Regions from separate parts of the Homo sapiens genome. Here region 2 is linked to region 1. Evidence: chromatin contacts called from ENCODE Hi-C data. All regions are on one chromosome and are shown on one strand. The core of a region is the stretch at or near the end of the contact, and the rest is flanking DNA. Distances in the headings are between cores, read along the strand shown. Region 1 holds the start of LEO1 (LEO1 component of Paf1/RNA polymerase II complex). Region 2 holds the start of MYO5A (myosin VA).

Region 1 (3,033 bases), core at 118-2,617:
GAACCAGGAATGTTTACAGTAGCACTATTCAAACAACCCAATGTCCATCAACAGATAAATGGATTAACAAATTTAGGGTGTGCACATTCAATGGAATATTATTAAATCATTAAAAATGAATAAAGTACTGATATGTGCTACAATGCCTTGAAGACATTATGCTAAGTAAAAGAAACCAGACACAAAAGACCACAATGCATGATTCAATTTATATGAAATTCCCAGAACAGATAAGTACAGAAACAATAGCAGACAGGGGTTGGAGGAAGGAGCATATGAGGAGTAAGTGCTTTATGAACAGTGTTTTATTTGGGGGTGATGAAAATAACAACTAGATATATGTTGTCTACAAGAGACTCACTTTACTTGGAGCCTAGAGGGTTGCAAGAATTCTGAACTTGGTCTTGGGTTCTCACTTCAAATAGCTCCTATTCATATTTCAAGTGCCCGTAGTCTCAACTACTTGGAGGCTGAGGCAGAAGGATGGCTTGAGCCCAGAAGTTCAAGGCCAACCTGAGCAACACAGTGAGACCCTGTCTCTAAAAAAGTAAACTTTAAAAAAACACCCACAATCCTGTGCCAGAAATAACTTCCAAGCAGCATGCACATACACTAATTCATTCATTTCATCAACAAATCCTTCATTCCTCCTCTCTGTACACAGACCCCATGCACTCCCCAATCTAACATCACAGACTCCGGAAATTCTGGAGTTTCTGCACAAGCTCTTAGAGAACACATTCTCTCCTATGTGAAACATCTATCTGTAACCCCATCCCATTATCCGTCCCAGACTCGTCATCCAGACATCTCAAGCTCCCTATCACACCATGCTCTGGTTTCATTCAAGACGGCATTCTGAGGCCCTCTGTAAATTCGCCCACCCCATCCCATATTCCTGCATTCATTTCCATTCATTCAAAAACAGCCCTTACTCTACGCTGGCCTGTGCAAGGCAAGGCGGAACAGGACTCCAACGTTCCTACCCGCGCTGCGCAGGCTCGCCTGCACTTCCACCCATGCCCCGCGCCCCTTTCGCTCCACAAGCTCCCAGGAACCGTCTGCTCCACCGACACCCAGAGCCTCGAGGCGCAGACTGTCTGACTCTCCATCCTGCCCGCCGGAGGAGGATGGCACCTCCGGGAGTGCAGGGGGCGCTGAGGCAGGAGTGGAGGAAACGCCACCTCTTGCCCGCGGCGCTGGAGCCTCCACGGTTGTCCGGCTCCCACAGCGGAAGGCCTGCCACGCACCCATCCTCCGAAGACCAGCGAACCCACCTTTACGCTCAGCTTCGCTGTCGGCGTCGCTCCCGAAGAGATCCTCCATATCCGCCATTATCGCTCACGTCCGCTGCTGCCTCGGTTAGGGGCAGCTCCCGGCCTCTCTTTACGGCACGGAACCACTGAAACACGACAGTGTCGCAAAGATTCGCCGAAGACACTCCTTTCCTTACGTGACCTAGTTTTCGCTCGCCCAGTGAACCTGTTCTCGCCTGGGTATGCATGGTATATAAGCCCGGCCATTTCGTCAATATCTGTTATTTGCCAGGATTCTTACCAGGGGGCGGGGGGGTCCTGCGTTCGGTTGCGGGTGTGGATGGGGTGGGCGGTGACTGGCGCTCTCTGGGGAAGGGCCTCTGGCTGGATTAAACCTATCGCGAGTCAGGATTGAAGCCCTTTGTTTCTTACTGAGCAGCTGTTCTCCAGTTATTTCATCCCAAACCCCTTTACCCTCTTAAAAATTGTTGAGACGGAGTCTCGCTCAGTCGCCCAGGCTGGAGTGCAGTGGCGCGATCTCGGCTCACAGCAACCTCCACTGTCCGGGTTCAAGCAATTCTAATTCCTCAGCCTCCCGAGTAGCTGGGACGACAGGCGCCCGCCACCACACCCGGCTAATTTTTTGTATTTTAGTAGACACGGGGTTTCACCGTGTTGCCCAGGCTGGTCGCAAACTCAGGAGCTCAGGCAATCCGCCCGCCTCGGCCTCCCAAAGTGCTGGGATTACAGGTACGGGTATTGATATTTACTGTATTCTTACTAATACGGTAATAAATTTTTAAGTTACTAATTCATTTAAAAATAATATACATGTTAACAAACAGCTTTTTTAAGCTTTAAATGACCATTTTTTTGGCCGGGCGCGGTCGCTCACGCCTGTAATCCCAGCACTTTGGGAGGCCGAGGCGGGTGGATCACGAGGTCAGGAGATCGAGACCATCCTGGCTAACACGGTGAAACCCCGTCTCTACTAAAATAAAAAAAATTAGCCGGGCGTGGTTGTGGGCGCCTGTCGTCCCAGCTACTAGGGAGGATGAGGCAGGAGAATGGCGTGAACCCAGGAGGCGGAGCTTGCAGTGAGCCGAGATCGCGCCACTGCACTCCAGCCTGGGCACGAGACTCCATCTCAAAAAAATAATAATAATAAAATAAAATAATTAAAAATAAAAACATTAGCCAGGCATGATGGCATGCATTTGTAGCCCTAGCTACTCAGGAAACTGAGAATGGAGGATCACTTGAGCCCAGGAGTTGGAGGCTGCAGTGAGCTATGATCACGCCACTTCACTCTAGCCTGAGTGACAGAGTAAGGCTCTGTTTCTTAGAAGAAAAAGTGAGAAAAGAGTACATCCTGTGTTACATTACCTAATTAGGCCATTATGAGAGTTTTGGTCTTGGACAAGCAACAATGAATATTTAGTTTGGAGATTATATGATATATATTTTTGTAGTAAACTTCAGTGCTTAACAGGGTCCAAATGGGTGGGACTGGGTATGTAATCATCAATCCTAGAGCTTTTGTGTATGAAGCGGATGTTGCAAGAGAAGATACATAGATAACCTGAAAACTATCTGGAATACTGGAAAAACAAGTATTCCATTTGACAGTGATTCAGTTTCATTTTCATTTAGAGTACTGTCCCTGAAAAGTACTTTGATTAAATTTATTTTCTTTTGATACAGTGTCTCTGTTGCCTAGGCTGGAGCGCAGTGGCGCCATCATAGCTCACTGCAGCCTCAAACTCCTGGCCTCAAG
Region 2 (2,870 bases), core at 371-2,870, 560 kb after region 1:
ATGAGGATTATGAGTTCATATTTTTAAAACGCTTAAAACAGTACCTGGCACATAGCAAGCACCATATTAAGTGTTTAAGTTACTTTTAATCAGTTTCCAATTGCATTCGTTCATATGTTAGAGATCTACAATGCCTAAAGAAATTACCAGGTTGAGAGAGAAGTTCCAACTGTACAGTCGTTAAATCTAAAACTAGAAAGAAAGAGGTCTCAGACAATGTTTCATGCAAGCTCATTTCATGGTTGAAGAAATTAATCATATATCTCATATTTGCAGAGAAATTCATAGGTTACAAAAAGCTTTCACAACGATTATTAAGTTTGATTCTCACAACAGCTTGTAAGGGATGCAAGGCAAGTATAATTAACTGCATTTACTCATTAGGAAATCGAACCAGAGATGTTAAGTGACTTGTCCAAGGTCACAGTTAGTAAGTCCCGGCTTGAATCCAGGTCTCTTGATGCCCAGTCTTCTTTCCTCTACAAAACACACTGCAACTTGGGCCCTGGACTTCAGTGACATTTGGAAACAATGATTCCAGTGATTACAGGACCCTAAATGAAAGTTCTGTTGCAAAAGCTAATGTGAAAAGGCAACTCTATTAACTGCATGTAGAAGTAATCAATATCTGGCAAAATATCTACCTACACATGAGTGTACAGTATAAAATGCCATGATTACATATATTCACAAAGGTCATCACAAATCTGCGCAGCACTCAAGTGACAGTTCTCCATAATATGTCATTCAGAGATCGCCAGACCCTGAGTATATTGATGTCAGTCTAAGAAAAGACTGCCACTTCCCTTAAACCAAACCCAGAAGGGAAAGGCTTGCCCCAGAGGATGGTAAAGACATGGAGCCTAACAAGGCTCTGCGGGATTACACGCAGGTTGCAAACTCCCAGCGATAAATGAGTACCGACCCTCCCAGCCGGTGAATCAGCTCGCGTTCATCCGGCAGCATCTTTCCCCGGGGCTCGCCACCCCCAGCGCAGCTAAACTGGGGAGCTAAAGGTGATACGGCCACCGTTTGCAGGATTCAAAATAACCTCACAGAAAGGCTAGCTGGCGGTAGAAGCGGCACTGCATACCAACACAAGACGTTATTTTAAGCGCGTGTCCCCACGAGAGAACCCATCCGATCTACTGGAGCAAGCATCTCCCACCCGCCGGGAATTTTCCAAAGCCAAGCAGGAGGGGAGGCACGCCCGCCCTGCTAAATCCACATGGGCCCCCTTTCCACTCCGAAGCCCGCTCTGCCCCCAGCTCGAGCAGCGCGGCAGGGGCCTGGGAGACCCCCGAGGCGGGCCACCTTCCGCCGCCTTCACCATCTCGCCCGAAAGAGGAAGGTGCCGCAGCGGGCGACCGGCTGGTAGGGCCGAGGGTTCTGAGGCGCTGAAGGGGATGGCGCTGGTGGGGCTCGCCTGGGCCCGGCGCTCCCGCCCCCTCCCCAGCCTGACAGCTGGCGGCGAGGGCCGCACAGCCCCAGTCCTCGACGCCGGCCGCGGGGTGCCTTACCTTTGTGTAGAGCTCCGACGCAGCCATGGCGGGCCCCGCGCGCCTACGCCCCCCGCCTGTGCGGAGGCCGCACCTCGCCTGGGCGGCCGCCCGAGCGGACTAGGAAGCGCCCGCAGCCGCCGGCAGGGAGCAGGGCAGGGCAGGGCCGGGCGGGGAGGGCCGCGCGGGGCGGGGCGGGGCGGGGCGCCTCAGGCGCTGGCCGCCCGCAGGGGCCTCGCCATCACTCCCGGGCTCGCCGCGAGCAGCCGCGAGCGCTCCACCTGCCCGGGGTCCTAGGGGTCGCCGCCGCCGCCGCAGCCACTTCGGCGGCCCGCGATGCTGCCTCCGCTGCCGCCGCCGCCACCGCCGCCGCCCTGTGCATTATGGGAGCGGGAGGAGGCTGCGCTCCAGCGCTGCCACCGCGGCTGCTCTGGGCTCTCTCGGGCTCACGCTGCCTCCCATCGGCTACGAGCACAGAGCATCATCATCATCAGCCTGCCAGCCGGCCCCGCCGCCGCCTCGCGCCCTGCCGAGGCCCGGAAACCCGCCCGGGACGTGAGCCCCGAGGGCGCGGCACACCCCGGGCGCCCCCACCCCGAAGCGAGCCCGGGGCCCTCTGCTGCGGAGCCTAGCTCCCGCGGTAGCGCAGCCATGGCACGGGCTGTTACTGTGTCCGAATAAACGATGGGAGCCTCCAGGCTGCTCCTCCCGTCCTTCCAAGCATTCCTAGGGAGAGGATTTAGGGGAAGCCCTCTTGAAAGACTGTAGAATAACCCAGGACTGTAGAAGAGCCTTGTCAGCAGCAGTGACCCGGGAGATGGGCAATGCAGGACCGGGAATTTCAGGTTAAGGTTGATCACCAAGGTCATTCCGAGCACCTCGATGTCTGCAGCAAAGTCGTCTCCCGATACCAGAGGGCAAGGGCCGCTTCTAAGCTACAGAAACTTAAGTGACTTTGAAACGAGATAGCCCGGGGACAGCCCAGGTGCCTCTTTCCTAGACCTGTGCGTTTGCGGAGATGCAACTACCCTTCTGTCCCAGCCTTCTTCCCGTCCTGTTCGCTGCTGGTGATTGTCGGCTCCATGGTGGCACCTGAAGTTTATCCGGTTGCCACCTGAAAATGACGGAGTACTTACATGGAAAATCTGTATTACAGTTTAACTCAACATCAAAAGGGCAAAGCCGCCCTCACTCTCCTCACGGTGATCCTTGAACATCCAGCACAAGAATGTGGTCTTTCTACTCCCAACCCTGCGCTGTCTTCATCCTCTATCTTCTCCCCACCCTCATTGTCGTTTCTGGTTGAATAATCTTCATTCTTTATTGTTGTCGTTGTTGTTGTTGCTGTTTTTGTTTGTTTAATCCCTGCCT

The links. Hi-C counts contacts between places; a loop is a spot of excess contacts on that map. Pooled maps may share reads with other maps.
Region 2: a loop to region 1 is called in a pooled map, with 4 times the contacts of the local background. The contact joins the promoter of MYO5A here to the promoter of LEO1 in region 1. A Hi-C loop is called at or near these places in 5 of 50 pooled maps.

What each region holds. Positions count from the first base shown.
Region 1 is chr15:51,970,411-51,973,443 of GRCh38, forward strand. It overlaps LEO1 (LEO1 component of Paf1/RNA polymerase II complex), which reads right to left and starts at 1,368. Exons shown (of 12, transcript NM_138792.4): 1 at 1,278-1,368. The coding sequence starts at 1,335. It also overlaps a transcript of MAPK6 not described here. RefSeq lists enhancers at 485-1,061, 885-1,414, 1,062-1,637.
Region 2 is chr15:52,527,260-52,530,129 of GRCh38, forward strand. MYO5A (myosin VA) reads right to left here and starts at 1,621. Exons shown (of 42, transcript NM_001382347.1): 1 at 1,521-1,621. The coding sequence starts at 1,547. RefSeq lists a silencer at 1,271-2,150.